Regions from separate parts of the Homo sapiens genome. Here region 1 is linked to region 2. Evidence: chromatin loops called from intact Hi-C (ENCODE). Cell type or tissue: adrenal gland. All regions are shown on one strand. Links, peaks and the distances in the headings refer to the core of each region. The heading gives the core; the rest is flanking DNA. Region 1 overlaps STOML1 (stomatin like 1). Region 2 has its middle 28 kb from the start of GOLGA6A.

Region 1 (10,343 bases), core at 2,019-7,018, 71 kb before region 2:
AATAAGCAAATTAAAAGTGGCTCAACATTGTCAGTCACACCTGTTAGAGTGGCTAAAGTTTAAAAGACTGACTATACCGCATGTTGACAGGACCACTTTGGAAATGTTTGACAGTTTTTCAATCCAGCAATTCTAGGTATTTACCCAGATGAAAATATATGTCCAAACAAAGACTTGTACACAGATGTCTGGAGGAGCTTTATTTAATAACCAAACCTGAAAACTACTCAAATGTTCATCAATGGATGAATGAATACATTGTGCCTCTATCTAGACAATGGAATGTGTTGGCAATACAACAAACTACAGATACACAGAATAACATGTATTACTCTCAAAACCATTACAGTGAGGGGGAAAAAGCTAGACACAGAAGAGTACTGTGCACTCATTTCATTCATATGAAATGCTAGAAAAGTGAAATGTGATCAGCGGTTATGGAAAGGTCAGTGGCTGCTCAAAGCTGGAGGTGGCAAGCACTGACGGGAAGTGACGTGGAGAACTTTGTGAGTGGATGGGAATGTTTTGTATTTGATTGTAGGGGGTGGTGGTTACTCAGGTGTTCACATTTGTCAAAGCACCTCAGATGACACTTTTTATTTTATCTTTATTTATTTAATTTTGAGATGGAGTCTCACTCTGTTGCCCAGGCTAAAGTGCAGTGGCATGATCTCAACTCACTGCAACTTCCACCTCCTGGGTTCAAGCAATTCTCCTGTCTCAGCCTCCCGAGTAGCTGGGACTACAGCCGTGTACCACCATGCCTGGCTAAATTTTGTATTTTTAGTAGAGATGGGGTTTCACCATATCGGTCAGGCTGGTCTCAAACTCCTGACCTCAGGTGATCCACCTGCCTCGGCCTCCCAAAGTGCTGGGATTAGAGGCGCAAGCCAGCCAAATAATACATTTTAAAAGGGTGTTTGTTGTATGTAAATTACACCTTTAAAAAATATGTAAATGCTAGGGGAAGAGAAACCAAACCAAACCAAACCCTGTTCTTTGCTGGAGCTAGAAATCCAAGACTTACAAAGCAATAAACAATTGGACAATAAACAGGCTGGGCTAGATGGCTCATGCCTGTAATCCTAGCAGTTAGCGGGCCAGGGCCAGGTGGGAGGATCACTTGAGGCCAGGAGTTAGAGACCAGCTTGAGAAGGCCCTGTCTCTACAAAAAAAAAAAAAAAAAAAAAGCCAGGCATGGTGATCCTTTAAGCCTGGGAGGTTGAGGCTGCAGTGAGCCACAATCACTGCACTGCACTCCAGCCTGGGAGACAGAGTGAGACCCTGTCTCAAAACAAACAAACAAAAAACAAAAAAATAACTTGAACAATAAACAAAAAAATTACACTGAGATACAAATTTTCACTTTCCAGAATGTCAAAAGACCCAAAAGTTTAATAACACAGTGTATTGACATGACTATGAGAAAAAAACACCACTGACAATGGGAGTGTAAATTGGTATAATCCCCAGAGAAGGTATTCTGGCAATATTTACTAAATTATAAATGCTTTGATTTAGCAATTCCACTTCTAGGATTTTATCTTATAGATAAACTCTACCACAAATAGCACATGTTAAAGGTTATTCATTGCAAAAGTATTTAAAATAGCAAAACACAAGAAATAATCAAAATGTCTATCGGTCCACGACAGGTTGAATAATTTATGATACATCCATACTGTGGAATCCTATGTAAGTACAAGAAAGCACAGGGAAAGGCTGTCTGTGGTAACATGGAAAGATCCTCAGTGGGTAATGTTAAGTGAAAAAGGCAACATTGTGTTTCTATGTTGCCATTTGTATAAAAACAGGAACAACAAAAACCCAGAAGATACATATTTGGATTTTCTTGCATATATTTTTTTTTAAAAAACAAAACCTTCAGGAAGAATTACCAAGAAACTAATCGCAGGGGATGGGGGAAGGCATGGGAAATATGTGTGGAGGGAGAATTTTCATAATATGCTTTCCTATCTTTTTAAATGTTTAGCCAACCAAAATTTAAATATTGGCTGGGTACAGTGGCTCACACCTGTAATCCCAGCACTTTGGGAGGCTGTGGTGGGAGGATCCTGCGAGCCCAGGAGTTCAAGACCAGCCTGAGCAACATGGGGAGACATCCTTATCTCTACAAAAGAGATTTTAAAAATTAGCCGGTTGTGGTGGCACAACCTGTGGTCCCAGCTACTCAGGAAGCTGAGGCAAGAGGATCGTTTGAGCCCCAGAGTTCAAGGCTACAGTGAGCTATGATCATGCCACTGCACTCCAGCCTGGGTGATAGAGCAAGACGGTCTAAAAAATTTTTTTTAAATGCTTAAAAATAAGGCCAGGTGCGGTGGCTCACACCTATAATCCCAGCACTTTGGGAGGCCTAGGCAGGCAGATCACTTGAGGTCAGGAGTTCGAGACCAGCCTGGTCAACATGGTGAAATCCCATCTCTACTAAAAATACAAAAATTAACCAGGTGTGGTGGTATGCGCCTATAATCCTGGCTACTCAGGTGTCTGAGGCAGGAGAATCACTTGAATCCGGGAGGTAGAGGTTGCAGTGAGCTGAGATTGTACTGTACTCTAACATGGGCAACAGAGTAAGACTCTTGTTTCAAAAAAAAATAAAATACTTTTCAATAACATCAAAATAACACATTATATATTAATATATTAACTAGGATACTTAAACTATTATCATTATTCACCAGGTTATCTTGAAGAAAAATATAATAAGAAGTGTCTAGTCCGGTATAAGGACATATTTGGCACACAGTAATGGTTACTATTTCTATACCCTGCCCCTCAAATGCCCGCACACAACCTGTCTGGTACTTCAGGTTCTAGTTCCCCGAAGCCCAGTTGCCTGACTGCCTCTTCCAGCTGTGCCCTTGCAGGGACTTCTCCTCTGCTGAATGATTTTCCCCATCTCTTCTTATTGTCCACCTACTTGGTAGCTGGGATGTGGAGGACATCACCTCCTCAGGAAAGCCTTCTCTGATTGACACACACCCTCCTCCTCCCTCTTCACACCGACCCTTTAGGTGGCCCTTGTCCTTCCTCCCCTGTGGACTGCAGGGTCTGCTCAGTCCTCTGTAGTCCTGGAGTGCTGGCCAAGGATCGAGCTCCCCTCCACAGGGTGGGGATTCATGGCAGGGGCAGGCCTTACTCTCCACCTACACAGACATCCAGAAAAGTTTCGGTTTCCCCTAAACGTTATGTTGATCTTCCCATGCTCACAAAGAAGAGTTTGGGTTTCCCCTAAGTTGTGATCTCATTTTTCCTGTCTTCCCTACCCTCCAGCCCTACCCCAGCCAAGGGGCCGTGCCAGCTTTCATGGTGAAGATGCCTGGGGTTTCCTGGGCAGCCCTTCATATACTGTGTAATAGCAATGGAAGGAATCCACAGGTGAATGCTGATGCAGGAAGCTCCCAGTCCAGCAGGGAGGGCAGCCATATATGCAAGGAGCAGAAACACACAATGTGGAATGGGTGCAGAGAGCCAGGCAAGGGCACAGAGGACAAGTCTCACTGGGCCTCAAAGGGTGGCCACAGTGTGGCTGCGGGGATTGGAGGGCAGGCTTTGGAACAGACAGCCTCAGCTAGAAAGCCCTGGGAGGGCCCATGAGAGGCCTCCAAGTAGGCAAAGGGGCAACAGCAGGTGCAGCAGCCTGGGACTCTAGGAAGGGGCCCTGGAAACCTGAACCTCAATGGCCATGGCAGTGACAGAGGGGTCTGTGCTGGGCTTTAGGGAGGTGCCTCAGGCAATGTGGAGGACCTCCAGGAGGCGGGACAAGGCAGTGTCTGGCAAAGGCAGGGACAGACAGCAAACAAGACAGAGCCAGGCACCCAGGAAGGGCAGAGACCCCTTGGGGGAGAGGGAAGTTGCGGTGCCACAGGACAGGCTGGGGGCTGTTCTTAAGGGGAGGCTTTGATTTTTGTGGTTTTGTTTTTCCCAGAAGTCTCTCCAAGGAGTAAGATTCCTTTCTTAGGACTCAAGAAGTCAGAGGCCCCCTTCTCTGGGGCCCCTGGGGTTTGGGCGAGAGTACTGGAGCAGAAAGCAGGGCTGGGCTGGGCCTGGGGCCAGACCTCAATGACTGTTTCCTTCCCGTCAGCGAGCGGAGAAGCAGTGACAGAGTGTACCAGGAGGGGAAGCTGACGGTGGCCCCAACTCCTCTCTTGAATGGGATATGACCACCCCACCTGCCCCTCAGTGTTTGCAGGACACTCTGGCACACTCATGCCTTCCTTTCCTGGTGAACCTGTATCCCACTACAAAGAGGAACAGAACTCCCCACCCAGCCCCACCCTTGCTTCCAGGGGCTTTGAGACACTCAGGAGAAGGAGCTTCAAATATTGTGAGGGTCTGTCTGTGTCAGCCACCAGGATGTCAATCCCTGCCTGGGCTGGCAGCATGGACCTTGTGGACCCTCCTAGCCCACCCCATGCCCCCAGGAGCCCCGCTTGGCTTCTTCTCTTTTATACATTGTAAACACCACATTTATTTGTCTGAGGCTTGCAAACCTCTGGTAAGAAGCACAGAACGCAGGGCTCTCCTTCATGCTGCCCTGGGCCCCAGCTCGCCAGGCATGCAGGACAGAGCTGGCAGATGAGTCAGAAATCTTTGGGAGCAGCGCCAGGGAAGCAGCAGGCCCTGCTCCTTCCCATGCCCAATCCCGCCAGCACGGGCCTGGACTGCAGCCAGGAAGGTGGGCCAGCCAGGATCCCCAGGTAACTTCGCCACAGGGACCTCTTCTTGGAGCTGCCTTCCCTTCCCTCCCCATCCCTCTCCAATCCCCGCAGAGCTTAGAGCCTGGGCCACATGCTTGGTCCCTCACACAAGGACCAAACCAGCTGCTGTCAGGCTGTTTCTGTGGGTCCTGTCTCTCCAGTCAGGAAGCCAGCAGGGCAGGGCAGGCCTGGCTCTCCTCCTGGAATCACACCGTGCACCCAGCTCAGCGCTGGGCACTCAGCTGGGGACCGGGATGGACAAAGCCTTGTCCAGAGAACCACTGTAGGGGAGACGTGCATGGCAGCCGGACTCAGCCTCCTGCAGCCTCCATTCATGGGCTCTTGGCTGGGCCTGAAATTTGTTAGGGCCTCAACTCTCTGTGGTGCAGATGAACACCTCCTCCTCCAAGAGGCCCCTCAGGCTTGGTGCCAGGCTTGGGACTGGGCTCTGGAAAGTCAGCCAAGGCTGCTACTTCAAGGCCCTGAGGACAGCCTCCAGCTTCATGGCCATAGCCAGGTCGCCCTTCACCTTCAGCCGTCCACTCATGTAGGCCCCCAGGGGCCGCAGCTCTCTGCATAGCAGGGCCCGCAGGTCTGCCTCGGCCATCTCCACCACCACATCAGGGATGCCATCAGGCACCCCGTGTCCCACTCTTCCTCGTCCTGTGGGGCAAAAGAAAACCGAGTGTCAGTAGGGGAATGGAGGAACGTGAAGGAGATCTATGGGGGTGGGAGGGGCTGGTATTTCCCATTGGGAGGAGAGTACTGGTTAAGAGTTTGGGTTCTAATACCCTGGGTTTGAGTCTTATTGGCTGTGTGAACTCTTGGATCCTCAGTTTCCAAATCTGTGATGATAATTCCTTTAGAGATGACAATTCCTAAAGCATAGGCTCATGGTGAGAAGTGGGTGAGATAATGTACAAAAAGTACTTGGCACAGAGCCTGACAGGCAGCAGGCCTGTAACACGGGCAGGCCTCTTGGTATTGGAAGCCTGGCTGCATTGTCCTGCGGATGGCGGGGAGACCAGGGCATAGTTAATGCCTGGAAATGGTGTCTGAGCCCCTGCCTGCCATGGGTTCACCCCAAATTATTGGCAGGAGCAGGGGGCAGTCTACGAGAGCACCACTGGGGTAGGTAACAAGAAACCTAGCAAGCTGGATGGGAAGGAGAGGCAAGGAGGGCAGCGGCACCTGTAGTGAGGTCCAGGAAGTAGGCGCTTTGGGTGCCGCTGGGCAGGACGACATTGAACTGGTAGCAGGCCCCGACTTGGCTGACCAGGGCCTCAGACAGGAAGGGCTGTAGAGCAGTCAGTAGCCCCTCCGCCAGAGGCTGCTTCGGACTGGACCTGGCACCAACTTGAGGGGCAGGTGGCTCAACTTCACTCACCATCTCCACGGTGTCTGCTGGGGGTGGCCAACAGGGTTGGGGAAGGAGGCAGAGAGGAGGTCATCGTGTTGCCAAGGTCAGGACCACTCACTGTGGCCTCTGCACCTTTTGTGGCAGTTTCCTCTTAGATCCCCTTCAGGCCTCTGTTCAACTTCCTCCTCTACCAGAAAGGTGCCCCTGAGTTTTCAGCCTAAACTGCAAACTCAGTTTCTAAACTACTCCAGCCTCAGATATAAAATTCTTTCCAGCTGCCCTTCTGGTGATGTCGCCTCCTCCCATGGAGGCTGCCAATGGCCTCTACACACTCAGACACCTGGCCTCCTCTCACTGCCTTGGCTGTGGTCAGTGTGGGCTGAACATCTGTGCAGGGTGTGTACTGCACAGAGCTGCTGGGATAGTGAGCAAAGTCTGTGCTGGCACCAAGCTGGTAAACACCCCCGCTCTCCTCCCCAGGGCTCCTCACCTGGCCCCGGGGACGGGGCACCTCCTGCCATTGAGTTCATGCTTCCTCCCAGGAAGTGCAGGGCCAGCTGCTGGAGGGTGCTGTCCAGGTTGGGCCCAGCTGGGCTGTCCTGGGGCGGCTGGAGCACGGCCTCCACTGCCAGCTCCACGCGGTCTACCTCCAGCCCCCAGGCCCTGGTCACATCGTTGATCTCCAGCTGGAGGACAGTGTGAGGAGAAATGTAATTAATTCAACAAACCTTTCCTGAGCACCTTCTTTGGGCAGACTGTGTGGCCGTGCATGGACATGGAGGCACCACACCGCCCTTGAGACACTCCTAGCCTGGGAACACAGGCAGAGGGCAATGACCTTTCAGCTGTGGTAAGTGCCAAGACAGAAGCAAGGCCTGTGGTGAGCCCCCAGCAGAGGAGGGTGGTGCCAGCAGGAGGGAGTCCTCAGGTGGAGGAGGACCCTTCCAGCAACAGGAACAGCATGTGCAAAACCCCAGACAAGAAAACCTGGCATGTTCGTGGAGCTGCGAGGAACCAGAGTTCCATTTAGCTGGACCCTCACATGTCGGCTGAGGACTGGAGACAGCTGAGGGGTCAGAGGTGGGGTGTTTCTGCTTACTTTGATTTATTCTGAGGCAACAAAGAGCCCCAGGGAGGAGTTTGAGCAGGGAGGTGATACAGCAGACTTGCTTTAAGGCAAGATCCTCCTGGCTGCTGTGGATGCTGGATTATAGGGGGCTGAGGGGAGGGATGGAGACCAAGGAAGACATTGTTTCAAAATACAGCCAAGGAATGATGCAGCTCTGGCGAGGGTGGAGGGGAGCTGTGAAGCCAAGATCCACTGAGGGAGGCATGCCTCTATCAACTGTACTGAGCCACAACAGGGCACTAGAGAAGTGCAAGCACCAGGCTCGGGGCTGCCTCGATGTGTGCAATGATATGAGAGGGGGCGGGAGTGGGGAGGAGTCAGGCTCCTGAATGGATGAGTGTGGCATTCACTAGAGAGGACACACGGGGGTGGGAAGGGAGGGATGGCAACTTTTTTTTTTTTTTTTACTACTGTAAGCTTGAGGTGTCTGTGGGGCAGTCAATTGTCCAGTAGGCAGCTGGAGAAATGGCCCAGGGTACAGAAGCATCAGGGCTAGGGCAGGACATTGTGAATAATCAGCATCCACAGGCAGCAGACAGCCCAGATGGATGAGCTCTCCCAGGGAGGTCACAGATGAGAAGAGGCCAGTGATGAAACCCTGGAAACTCAAGGGCAGGAGAATAAGTGGCAGTAACCAGGGATGACAGGGAAGGAGGAAGTACAGGGGGTTCTGGGGGCTGGGGGCTGGGTCGACCATGTCAAATGCTGCCACCAGGTGATGTAAGGGAAGGGCTGAGAGGTGCCCACTGGGCTGGCATGTGGGAGGTCACTGTGATGTTGGCCAGCGCTGTCTTGGGAGCCCAAGGAGGCCAGGATGAAGGATGTAGGGGCAGGGGCTGGGAGCATGGATGAAAGTCTTGCAGAAGAAAAGGGGAGAAAGGGAGTGGGAGCTAGAGGGCACTGTGGCAAAGGGAGGGCACATTTCTACACAGAAAGGAGAGGTGACAGAGAGAGAGTGCATGGAGTGGAGGGAAGGCATCCTGGGATAGCAGGGGGCCCACAGCACTGCGCAGTACAGGGATGAGCCTCAGAGAGGGGAGGCAGAAGGGCAAGGAGGCAGGAAAGCAGCACAGAGGCAGGTGGGTTTGAAGGGGTGAAACTGGAGGAAGCAGAGTGCTCATCCTAGAGTTTTTCTCCTGAGTGTTAGGAGGCAAGGCCTGCTGCAGAGAGCAATGAGCAGTGGTGGGGCTGGAGGAGGGCAGTGAAGGGCTGAGGCAGCTGGCCTGGAGCACTGGCAGGTAAGGAGTGGTAACTGGCTAAGGAAGGTCCAGCAAGTGAGAGGTGGGGACTCTGATTTCTCTAGAAGAAAATCAGGCAAAAAGGGGCATGTGAATAAGTGTACGCCTGAACCAGGGCCTGAGGGCGGTGTGCTGGACCTCCTGAGGTTCTGTCTCAACCACAGGCACAGCTCTCACTCTACCAGGTGCTCACTCAGTCTGGGAAATGGGACTTAAAGGACTCTCACATCCTGGTGTGGAACTGACCTCCCCAAACTGCCTGTCTCACATCAAAACAATGTGCAACAAGACTGAGATCAGTTTTCTCTTCCTAAAGGTGAATTAACACGGGGCATGGTTTTATGAATAAAAGTTGTTATCCACTTGCTATCTGAGTTGTGTTAGATCAAGCACTGGATTGAGGGGCGATGGTGGGATGGAGGCAGGTGGTCTAGCTATGGCTCAGCTCTGCCCTTGACCATAGCTCTCAGAGGCAAGTCAAATTATTTCTTAGCCTTAGCTTCCTCCCTCCAAAATAAAACAGTAGTACCGACTTGCAGCAAAAAATGTCAAGCTCAGAAATGCTGGGCCAGACAAAAGGACTTTGTAAACCATAAACTGCTAAGCACGTAAGAGCTACTGTTAGGATCTCAAATAGTATTTCCTCAGGAATTTCCCCTCGCTGCTTCCAGTGGGACCTCCAGGACTGGCATTTATCCCATTCCCCCGACTGTCCTCTAACCTTGATTCCCCAGGGCAAAGCAGAGCCAAGAGGAATGGGGAGAAATGTCACCTACATTCCCCTGTCAGGACACAAGAGGAAGCACAAGTTGAGTGTGGCTGCAGGGGACACAACTCTGCATGTGTATTTATTTCTACCCCATCTTGTAGCAGAAGAGATTTAGGGCAAACTCCAATATACACATGGAGAAGAGGCAGGAAAAAGATCCAAATGTCCTCATGTTCCTTTGTTCTGTTCCAAACAAGGAAACAAAAATCACAAGCATGCACACGCTGCATGGTGAGCCTGGAATTCCCCAGCAGGTGACTGGGCTGGGAGGGTCCCTGCTCCATCACCCATCTGCCTGCCCCATGAGTCAGGCCCGGAATGAGAGCTGTAGAAGCCAGTGTCATCATGGCAGAGCAGTGAGGGGTAAAAACTAAGGGGCAGACCCCAAGAATGTCTGCCGGGGCCACTTCCTCTTCTCAGGGACAAGTTTGCCCAGGATCGTTATGGTCTACGCCCACCTGCCATTCCTCAACTCATGGCCCCACCCAGGCACTGGCTCTTCAAAGGTGGTTACACTATTGGGACATATGGTAAACTGAGGCCCAGAGTGGTCTGACTCTTTTCTCAAAGTGACCTGGCAGGTGGAGCCAGGCCGGTGCCACCCCTCAAGCTCCGTCTTGTGAGGGGCTGCCTACCAGAAGCTGGTCGCTGATCTTGAGCTTCTCCATCTGGATCTCCCGCAGCGGCCTCTTGAGCAGGGCCTTGGTCATGGCGTTCTGGGCTGTCATGCGTGTGGCTGTGTTCAGGTCTTTCACAGTCATCACCGACAGCACCGGGTCCCAGATGCGAAACTGGACATCGGCTCCCACGGACAGCACAGCCCCGTCCTTAGAGGCCAGCTGTTGGGGGAGGCCATGAGAGAGAGACACTCAAGGGGCTGGGGGTGCAGGGAGGTCAGGCCCACTGGGGCCACCCAGCTTGAACCACCTGCTTGGCAGCTAGCTCCTCAAGGGCAAATGGTGTCACCAAGTATGTAGGGTTAGGTGTATGAAGCAAGGATGTCCTCCTAGCTTCCATCAATTTTCTGGTCTCTTCTTCCCCCTTCCCCCCTCAGATGGTGACTCACAGGCTGAGGTCCTGGCACCACAGTACATTCTGGACAGGCCCCCAGTTCCTCTGTCAAGGC
Region 2 (10,343 bases), core at 2,147-7,146:
GGCCCAGCTACTCGGGAGGCTGAGGCAGGAGAATTGTTTGAACCCGGGAGGCAGAGGCTGCAGTGAGCTGAGATTGTGCCACTGCACTCCAGCCTGGGCAACAGAGTGAGACACCATCTCAAAAAAAAAAAAAAATTGTGATTTCTGGGATCTAGTTGCTCAGAATGATGCTGAAGTGGAATTCTTTAAAGATCCACTTAGGACAAATAGTAAGTAACTCCACACTCGGAAGGGACACAGGTAGAGGAAAACTTATGACTGTGGAAGTGAATGGCCTGTTAATTTGGGGAAATACTGGGTTACCAGTGGACTTAGGGTGAGCTCCACAGCTAAGGATAGGGCCCAAGTTAGAACTGGGGTAAGGATGGGGTGGGCTTAGAATCGGGGTGAGGGTTAGAGCTAAAGTTCAGGGGAGGCCCCAGGTTAGGATTTGGGATTAGATCAGATGGAGGGGCACATTTGGTGCTTAAGGTTGAGAATAAACCTTAGGAATTAGGAATTGAGTTAGAATTGGGGTGAGTTAGGAATTTAGTTAGAAATGGAGTTAAAGTCACTCTTCAGGCCACAAGTCTTTGTGACTTTAGTAACTGAAAAGTCCATGGAACTGTGAACAGATGGGCAGGAGCTTCTCGACCCCCTAATAGGCACCCCAAGTTCAATCTGCCTTTTCCCCCAAATCCTCTTCTAGAAGCACCTGGCAGGGGCTCTGCCTGAGCTCACAACTCCAACAAGGTCAATGTACACCAATCGGATTGGAGGGACTGAGGAGTGGGCAATCCTGCCCAGGAGGGAGAGCATGGGACAACCAGGTAAGACAACTGGGTACCAGACACGATTTCACCATTTAGCACAAGTAACCTTTAATCTTCCCAACTGTCCTATGTGGTTACAGCCCATCTTCCTCCTACAGAGGAGCACAGCAGGGCAGCAAGGCTGAGTACCTCGTCAGGGTCATTAAACTTGTATGTGGCAGAGCTGGGATTTGCCTGCGGGGAGCCTGTGTCTAGACTGGCACCATCTGTGGCCTACATCATGGAGCGCATGGCCACGTGTTGGGGGACAGGCTGCCTGGTCTCTCCTTCTCTCCTTTCTGTGCTCTCCTGAGTTGTCAGTCTCAGGTGATGCAGAAGGCAGGTCTCTGGAAGCTACCCCCACCTTCTCATCCCTGTGCTTGAACTTTCATTTTAATTTTTTCATTTAGGGCAGTGTTTCTGGACCTTTTTATAATTATTATTATTGTCCTCTTAAGGAGCATTTTTAGCATCTTTTCCCAATTGTGCCTCCCTGTATGAAATTTTAATACCATAGATACACTGTACATTCCATAGGATTTTCTAGATACAAGATCGCATCATCTGCGAATAGAGATGGTTTTACTTCTTCCTTACATGGACATATGTATGGACTGTGAGCCTTTGGAGGGTCAGAAACCATGGTAATAGCCAAGATGGTCAACTGCCCTTCCTCCCCTGCCTTTTCATCCTCTGTGGGGTGATAATGCCTCTGTTGAGAATGCATGATTTAGGGTAAGGCCCCACCCCGTTACAATGTAGGTAAGAAGTGGTCACGGGAAGGAGTGGGTGGGATGCGGGCTGCACCTCTATGTGGGTGGAGACTAGGTGGGCCAGATGGAGGGAGATGGAAGGGAATGGAGATCCAGGTTTCTGAGAACACACTCGCCTGTAGTGGCCTTGGTCCTGGTCCCAGGCACAGGCACAGGCTGAGCCTGGGGCTAGGGGAGGAATGGGGCCAGTACCGTCACTTATTTTTGTCTCTGAATCCAGATGTCAGCTCCAGACCCGCTGGACCTGAATAAAGCAAATACCTGTGGAGACTCTGTTGAGAGAAGAGTCTAGAATTTCAACAGATTCTCCCCATACTAAAAGCAAACAAACAAAAACAAAATGAAACAACCAAACAAACAAAAACAAAAAACAGGAAGTTTGGACGTCTCTGTTCACCCTTACAAAATGCATTTGCTGTCAAGTGAGGGGAAAATTCCTTCATTCTTGGCTCAAGGAACTTCCTTAAACTAAGACCAGCTGCCTGGACTGTGCTAAATTCAGTTTATAAATATTATAAATATCCCAAACTTGATAGCCAAGCACATTACAAAAGCTAGCTAGCTAACCGCAGAAATTTTCCAAAATGCTAGCCAGTCAGACAAGTATGAGATATTGTGAAATCCTGTGTTGCTTGTCTGATTTCCTGAAATCATTCCTCTCAGACTGAGTGCAGAAGGCCTGGGGGTGGAATTCAGGAGCACTGACTATCTCCTACAGTTCTAGAGCCTTAAAGCCCTGGCCGACCCCAGGGTGGATTGATTGCACAGTAAGTCAGACCAACCAGCTGGGCGCAGTGGCTCATGCCTGTAATCCCAGCACTTTGGGAGGCCGAGGCAAGTGGACCTAGGGTCATGAAGAAGGTGGAGGCACTGAGGCCCTGAGTGATTTTATAAAGAACACCTTAGCAAATATCCAGCACTATGGGTTCACCTTCACTCAGGACCCACAAAGCCCCACGTTCTGACAGATTTTGTTTATCAGACAAATTGCACTTAGTCATGCTTCATTCATTTTTCTCGGAGACTTCCCAGGTTACATAGACCTGAGATAATCTCCCCATCTCGCCGTCACCCCCCACGAAGTCACTCCATGTTTCTGTTTGCAATACAGTCTTACATGGATCAATATTAGATTTTCATGGTGCTCTTTGCATTTTGCAACTATTGCTTAAGCTGGAGACCCAAAACGAGCACTAGCTTTAGAGTCAAAGACTCCTGGATTCCAGTTTCAGCTGAGAGACTGTGAGCACATCGCCAGCCCACTCTGATCCTGTATCCTATTTGTACAATCACCTATTTCCCATCAATTGCAAGGCTGGAAAGAAAAGTGCCCACTCTGGCCAGTACACGGTAGGAGCTTAGTAAGCTTAAGCTCTCTTGCTTCCCCACTACCCTAAAGTGTTAGGGGAAAGACAGATGTGGGGAATGTCACCTGGGAAGCTCCAGCTGTATGCTTCACAATCCTACTGAGAGGTGACAGCCTGCTGGCAGCCCTGGCTCGCTCTCGGGCCTCCCCTGCCTTGGCTCCCACTTTGGCGGCACTTGAGGAGCCCTTCAGCCCGCCACTGCATGGTGGGAGCCCCTTCCTGGGCTGGCCGAGGCCAGAGCCGGCTCCCTCAGCTTGCGGGGAGGTGTGGAGGGAGAGGCGCAGGCAGGAACCGGGGCTGCGCGCGGCGCTTGTGGGCCAGCGCGAGTTCCGGGTGGGCATGGTCCGCAGGCCCAGCACTGGGAGCGGCCAGCGGGCCCCGCCAGCCCCCCGCAAGTGAGGGGCTTAGCACCTGGGCCAGCAGCTGCTGTGCTCGACTTCTCGCCAGGCCTTAGCTGCCTCCCCGCGGGGCAGGGATCTGGACCTGCAGCCCTCCACGCCTGAGCCTCCCCCCACCGCCCCGCTATGGGCTCCTGTGCGGCCGGAGCCTCCAGGACGAGCGCCACCCCCTGCTCCATGGCACCCAGTCCCATCGACCACCCAAGGGCTGAGGAGTGCCTGCGCACGGCGCGGGACTGGCAGGCAGCTCCACCTGCGGCCCCCGTGCGGGATCCACTGGGTGAAGCCAGCTGGGCTCCTAAGTCTGGTGGGGACTTGGAGAATCTTTATGTCTAGCTAAGGGATTGTAAATACACCAATCAGCACCCTGTCTCTAGCTCAAGGTTTGTAAACACACCAATCAGCACGCTGTGTCTAGCTCAGGGTTTGTGAATGCACCAATGGGCACTCTGTATCTAGTTACTCTGGTGGGGGCTTGGAGAACCTTTATGTCTAGCTAAGGGATTGTGAATGCACCAATCGGCACTCTGTATCTAGCTCAAGGTTTGTAAATGCACCAATCAGCACTCTGTGTCTAGCTCAGGGTTTGTAAATACACCAATCCACACTCTGTATCTAGCTAATCTAGTGGGGACATAGAGAACTTTTGTGTCTAGCTCAGGGATTGTAAACACACCAATCAGCACCCTGTCAAAACGGACCAATCAGCTCTCTGTAAAATGGACCAATCAGCAGGATGTGGGTAGGGCCAGGTAAGAGAATAAAAGCAGGCTGCCCCCCCCGCCCCCCCCCGCCCCAGCCAGCAGTGGCAATGATGCTTAGATTCCCTTTGACGTTGTGGGGGTTTGTTTTTTTTGGTCTTTGAAATAAATCTTGTTACCGCTTGCTTTTTCAGTTCACGGTGACTTTATGAGCTGTAAGGCTCACGGCGAAGGTCTGCAGCTTCACTTCGGAAGCCAGCGAGACCACCAACCCCCCTGGAGAAAGGAACAAGTCCAGAAGCACCACCTTAAGAGTTGTAGCACTCACGGCAAATGTCTGCAGCTTCATTCCTGAGCCAGCAAGACCACGAACCCCCCAGAAAGAACAAACGCCCACCACCAGAAGGAACAAACTCTGGACACGCCGCGAGGCGTGTAACTGTAACACACACCGCGAGGGTCTGTGGCTTTATTCTTTAAGTCAGTGAGACCAAGAACCCACCATTTCTGGACACAATGCCAATGAAAATTCTGAATTAGGCTTCAGTTTACCATCTACAAAATGAGACAGGACAGGAGTGGGTAGGAAGAGGAGCTTGGCTTTGTTAGTTTAAAGTGGGCTGGTCTGATTGTGTAACGCGGGCTTTTGTTGGCTCCAGCCAACTCCCCAGGCAGGGCTTCACTTGCTCTGAATGTCTTTTGGCCAAGTCCATGGCTGTCGAGGGTTGGGGTGGGGTGGGGAGGCGGCGTGGAGGATAGTGGGGTGGGGGTGGAGGAGGGTGGGGGTAGAGGGGGGTGGGGGTGGTGGAGAAGCAGTTCCCCCATGTAACCTGCAGGTGGCACCAGAGCAGCGCAGGATCGTGGGTTCCGCTCCAGCCTTCCAGGAGACCCAGGCAGGGCGTGGTAGGGCGAGGCAGAGGTGGTGCAGAGCGCTCAGCTGCGCAGCAGCATGAGCGTGACTACAGATCAGGCCGCACCGTTTAAAATGGATACATGGGTCTTCTGGCTAACTTCCTGTCTTTGGTAGGGTGATCATATGCTTTATCATCCAAATCCAGACACTTAAGAGAGTGAAAGGGGCACTATAATAATTGCACGAGGACAGCAGACATAACTTTAGCTGTACCTTGCAAACCAGAACATATGGTCACCCTACCCTCCGGTCACTTTTTCTTCTTTGTTTCCATTCTTTTAATTTTTTTCCCTTTTAAACACACAGCATTATCTTTCCCTGAGCACCATTGTCTTTGCAAATGCTCTTGCAATCGGGATATTTTTGACCTGGCAACATGCATATTCAGTCTGAACAGTCTCTCTGAACCTACCCCAAAACCTGGTTTTAGCTTCCAGGCAGAAGACTCTGTTCCCTGGCTTGCAACCCCCATGACTCAAGAATGAAAGATGTCAGAAGATGTCACAGGTGGGACAGTGGCTCTTATCTCAATTTTGGTGCCTCTTTGCTAAATGTATTCCTGTAATTTTTTTTTTTTTTTGAGACGGAGTCTCGCTCTGTCGTGCAGGCTGGAGTGCAATGGTGCAATCTCGGCTCACTGCAAGCTCTGCCTCCTGGTTTTATGCCATTCTCCTGCCTCAGCCTCCCAAGTATCTGGTACTATAGGCACGCGCCACCATGCCTGGTTAATTTTTGTATTTTTAGTAGAGACGGGGCTTCACCACGTTGGCCAGGCTGGTCAGAAACTCCTGACCTCAGGTGATTTGCCCGCCTCAGCTTACTAAAGTGCTGGGATTACAGGCATGAGCCACTGTGCCCGGCCCTATTCCTGTAATTTTGTTCTGAGTGCTCATTTCCTTCGTCTCTTTTAATTTACGTATATTGGTTTATTGAATTGCAAGTAGACAAGTCCCATTAAGCAGGATTCTTGTATTTCCAAGATCATCTCATTACTCCATTCAACCCCAAATTAGCATGCCATTTATCCCCTTGTTTCTGAACCCTCTTCACTTAATAGTCTTGAAAACATCCATCCATTGCAAAAAGGACTCGAACTGTTTTCACGTCCATTTTTAGTTGATTCATTGATATCCAAGTAATGATTTGTCTAGGGGAGTCATTAGTAGAGAACTGTGCCGTTAAATTTAGTTTTATAGTTGGATTCTGCTAGTTAATATCTCTCTCTTGTCATTCTCACATTGCAACAAATGACTATGGTTCCTGTCTTAACCTAAAATCCAGGTTAGAAATTTGGTTTTATCTGAATAAGATATTAATAGATAATGTGAGAAAAATAATTTACTGAAACTTTTCTCAGCTAAGAATGACACTCGTCGTCATTAAGCAAGTGGAAAATTGGGCTATAAATATATAAACTCTTAAAATATTATGTTTAGAGACAAGGTATTCCTTTTTTTTTTTTTTTTTTTTTTTTTTTTTTAGTAAAGCATATTTGCTATGGTTGGAATGATTGTGTCTCCTTTAAAATTCATACTGGAACTTAATCCCCAATGTGATAGAATTAAGAGGTGGAGTCTAGGAGATGACTAAGCTGTAAGGGAGGAGCCCCCTCATGAATGGGGTTAGTGACCTTATGAAAGGGCTTGAGGGAACTACCTAGCTCTGTTTTCTTTTGTTTTTCTGTCCTTTCCACCATGTTAGGACACTGTTCAAGGTGCCATCTTGGAAGCAGGAGCAGCCCTTGCGAGACTACAAGCCTGCTGGCCCCTTGATCTTGGACTTCTCAGACACCAAAACTGTGAGAAACACATTTTTTTTCTTTACCCGTTACCCAGTCTCAGATATTTTGTTATAACACCACAAATGGACTAAGACAGTATCTTACATACAGTGAGGTGCATATACCTAAAGTTACAACTTTGTACTATCGTTTTTTGGTTTGTTTTTTGTTTTTGAGATGGAGTCTTGCTCTGTTGCCCAGACTGGAGTGCAGTGGCAAGATCTTGGCTCACTGCAACCTCTGCCTCCCGGGTTCAAGTGATTCTCCAGCCTCAGCCTCCTGAGTAGCTGGGATTATAGGCGCCTGCCACCACGCCTGGCTAATTTTTGTATGGTAGTAGAGATGGGGTTTCACCATGTTGACCAGGCTGGTCTTGAACTCCTGACCTCAAGTGATCCACCTGCCTAGGCCTCCCAAAGTGCTGGGATTACAGGTGTGAGTCACCACGCCCAGTCAACTCAATAGTATTTACATATGTGCACACTCATGTAACCAACACTCAGCTCAAGATACAGGATGTTCCCATCAGCACAGAGGGCTCCCTCTTGCCCCTTCTCAGTTGCTGTCCCCTCACAGTTAACCAGGATCCTGACCTCTGTCACCATGGATTAGTTTTGCCTGTTCTTGAACTTCATATAAATGGGATCATTCAGTATGTGCGCGTTTGTGGCTGGCTTCTTTCATTCAACAGAATCCTGTGAGATTTAGCCACGTTTTGGGTACTGGTAGCTGTTTATTTTTCTGGTTGTGTAGTTTTCCATATTTCATTTATTACCCTTCTATTTTTGTCTCTAACTCAGTGTCTTTTGGGGCCTATTGGTCCTTTTTAGCTAGATTGATACTAAGCGTCTTCTTATCAGTGGAGCTTAGGACATTTTAGAAGATGAAAGCCTAATAACCCCAAGCCCCCCAATCTTAAGCCAAGTTTCCTCCTCACGCCTGCTTCAGTTGCTCTTCTTCATGTGGTATTTTTTCCCTCACAAAACTGATGGAAATTAAGAAACCCAAAAGCTCTTCATCATGTTATCAGCTTAGGGACGCTTGTCATCTGAATAACAGGGTAGATATTTATCATCTGAAATGTTAAAATAACTAGAGCAAACACTTATATAGCACTGACTGCTGTTCACAGTGCTTTACATATATTATTTTCCTCAAAACAGCTCTGTGAAATAGACACTATTATTGTCATTCCCACATTTTAGATGGGGAAATGGAGGCACAGAGAGACCATGTAACCTTGCCAAGGTGGTAGGGCCAGGACTTGAACCTGTTTTCTGGTTTTAGAGCCTGCACCCTTCACCACCACACCATATTGTGTAGCATGATACTTCATGTGGTTAAAGTGTTTTCTTCTATTTACCTGGGAGCATTTTCTGAATAATTTGAATCTTATAAATTTGCTTCAAAGAATACAAGTAAATCAAAATGGAAGATCTGATACAGAATGTGTAGCATTCATGAATAAATTATAGGACTCTCTGGTTTTAAATAATAATCATTTGCTTCCCTTGTGACTTTTGTCAGGCAGGGCTGTAATGCGCTCACCTCATTTTCCTTCTCTTCAATGGGAGGAGATGGGCTCAGAGACAGGCACAATTTATCGTAAAATCTGATCACACTTTCCCTCACCATCTGGAAGCTGGAGGTAGGTTTGTGAAATCTTAATTGAGAAAGAGTTGAATGCTGCTTGTAGCATAGTGAGTTTAAAAAAGGTGGTTTTTCTCCCCAATTCTGTTGCACAGGGCCCTGTGAGTTTTGGCAATTAACATATGTGGCCAACAGTTTTCTCACAAAGATTATCAGGGTTCTAGAGGAAATTATCTTCCAGTTTTAATCTGCTGCTTAAGTGCTATATTTCTTTATAGATGAACTAATTAATTCTTGGTCACTTGTTTTTATTAGACATTTCTCTGCCTCTGTACGCTGTGCTTTGTCTCTTTATGCCCAGCCCCGGGTTTTATCTTCTAACTGCAAGAAAAAGGTCATTGAAATTTTCTCTCTCTCTCAAACTCCTGGGTTCAAGTGATCTTCCCCTGTCTGCCTCCTGAGTAGCTGGCATTACAGGTGTACACCACTGTACACACACACACACACACACACACACACACACAAACATGCATATACACACACAGACATCCAAATGTATACACACAGAGACATACACATATCCACACATACTCATTAGATATACATTTACACAAACACACACGTGCACACACACATATACACACCTTGTTTCCATCATCTTCTCAGGACTCGGGGCTCTCAGAGAGTGGAAAGAGTCTCATACCATGAGTCCAGGATCAACTGTGCAACCTTGCCCAAGCATCTTCCCTCTTGAGATCTTGTTTATAATAATAAACATCCTTACCCACCAATTAGGGTTATTTTGAAGATAGAAAGGATAACAGGGTGATGGCATGTTGTATAGTTTCAAATAAAAGTTAACATTGACCAAAAAAGAGGTCTGGCCTTTGTCCTAGACTCCTGGGACGTAACTGTCAACATGTAATACCTGATAGGAATATGTTTGCGTGGGGATCTTAACTCATGATGGCTGGTCTAATAATAATAGTTAGGGTGGGGACTAGCCAGGCCAGGAAAAGCAACTAAGTGATTTAGAGTCTGGGCTTTAGGTCATCCCTGGAAGGACAGGAGACTGGAAACTGAGAGCAGCCACATGGACAATCAAGCATGCCTCTGTGATGAAGTTCCAGTAAAAACCCTGAACACTGAGGCTTGAGGGAGCCTCACTGGCTGGGAATACTCCATGTGTATTGGCACATAGCAAAGCTGGGAAGGCAGTGCACTCTGACTGCATGGGGAAGGGATAATGGACACTCTGTGCATGGTACCCTCCTGGACTCAGCCCTATGCCTGGTGCCCTCCTGGACTCAGCCCTATGCCTTTCTTCCCCTGGCTGATTTTAATCTGTATCCTTTCCATGTAATCAAACCACAGCTATAAGTATAATAGATCTCTGTGAGTTGTAGCCAGTTCTTAGAGGTAACCAAGCAGAGTTGATCTACTGCCTGCTTGAAAAAGCTATTTAAAAATCCCTAAACCAAAGAAGACCAGATCCCTCATGAATCTGACCCAGGAGGTTTTGAAGCCAAAGCTGAGGGCATTTGAAGCCAAAGCCTGGCTAGACAGAGATAAGGCTCCTGGGAGGGAACAGGTGCAGTCCTGCTCAGGCTGCAGTGTCCCCGGGCTACAGCTGGACAAGGGCTCCCTCTGGGTCACAGCCTCTAGGGACAGAGTTTGGGGCAGGTCGACTGATGTGTAGGACTCTGGTGATGAACTCAACTGGGAAACTCTGTGGTAATGGGAAGAGAATGGTTTTGCTTTTCCAAATCATCTACCCGCTGCATGCTTGGATCCACATGGGAACTCAGTGTGGAAACTACATTTGAACAGCCTAAGCCTGAACTCTGGGCCATGTGTCCAGTTTCCTGGCCTCCAGCTTTGTTCACCCCTTATCCCCACCCATCACTGATGCCAGATCCATCCTCCCAAATGTCCTTTCATCATGTTACCCTCCTCACCACCTCATGGCATCTTCTACACAACAGGAAATGCCTCCCACCTCAGCCTGGCATTCAAGGTTCTTTTGATGT

Evidence for each region. Hi-C counts contacts between places; a loop is a spot of excess contacts. Peaks named below come from ENCODE experiments on the same cell type or tissue, not always from the same donor. Only the 100,000 strongest peaks of a DNase experiment are listed, where the experiment ranks them.
Region 1: it touches region 2 in a loop (5-fold over the local background); 39 of 110 quality-filtered maps call a loop at or near these places.

What each region holds. Positions count from the first base shown.
Region 1 is chr15:73,978,747-73,989,089 of GRCh38, forward strand. It overlaps STOML1 (stomatin like 1), which reads right to left. Exons shown (of 7, transcript NM_004809.5): 4 at 9,853-10,056; 5 at 6,572-6,767; 6 at 5,913-6,125; 7 at 180-5,384. The coding sequence ends at 5,191. Among named protein-coding and RNA genes, the nearest start is that of STOML1, 8.4 kb to the right of the region's middle. RefSeq lists enhancers at 3,086-3,275, 9,217-10,343, 9,270-9,459, 9,470-9,529, 9,700-9,759. In adrenal gland, for the core only: no CTCF peak of the experiment used is centred there; DNase peaks (open chromatin) are centred at 3,051, 3,685, 3,945, 4,705 and 1 weaker place; H3K4me3 peaks cover 415 bases; H3K27ac peaks cover 4,252 bases.
Region 2 is chr15:74,049,335-74,059,677 of GRCh38, forward strand. No RefSeq gene overlaps it. Among named protein-coding and RNA genes, the nearest start is that of GOLGA6A, 28 kb to the right of the region's middle. In adrenal gland, for the core only: a CTCF peak has its summit at 5,025; a DNase peak (open chromatin) is centred at 4,897; H3K27ac peaks cover 1,614 bases.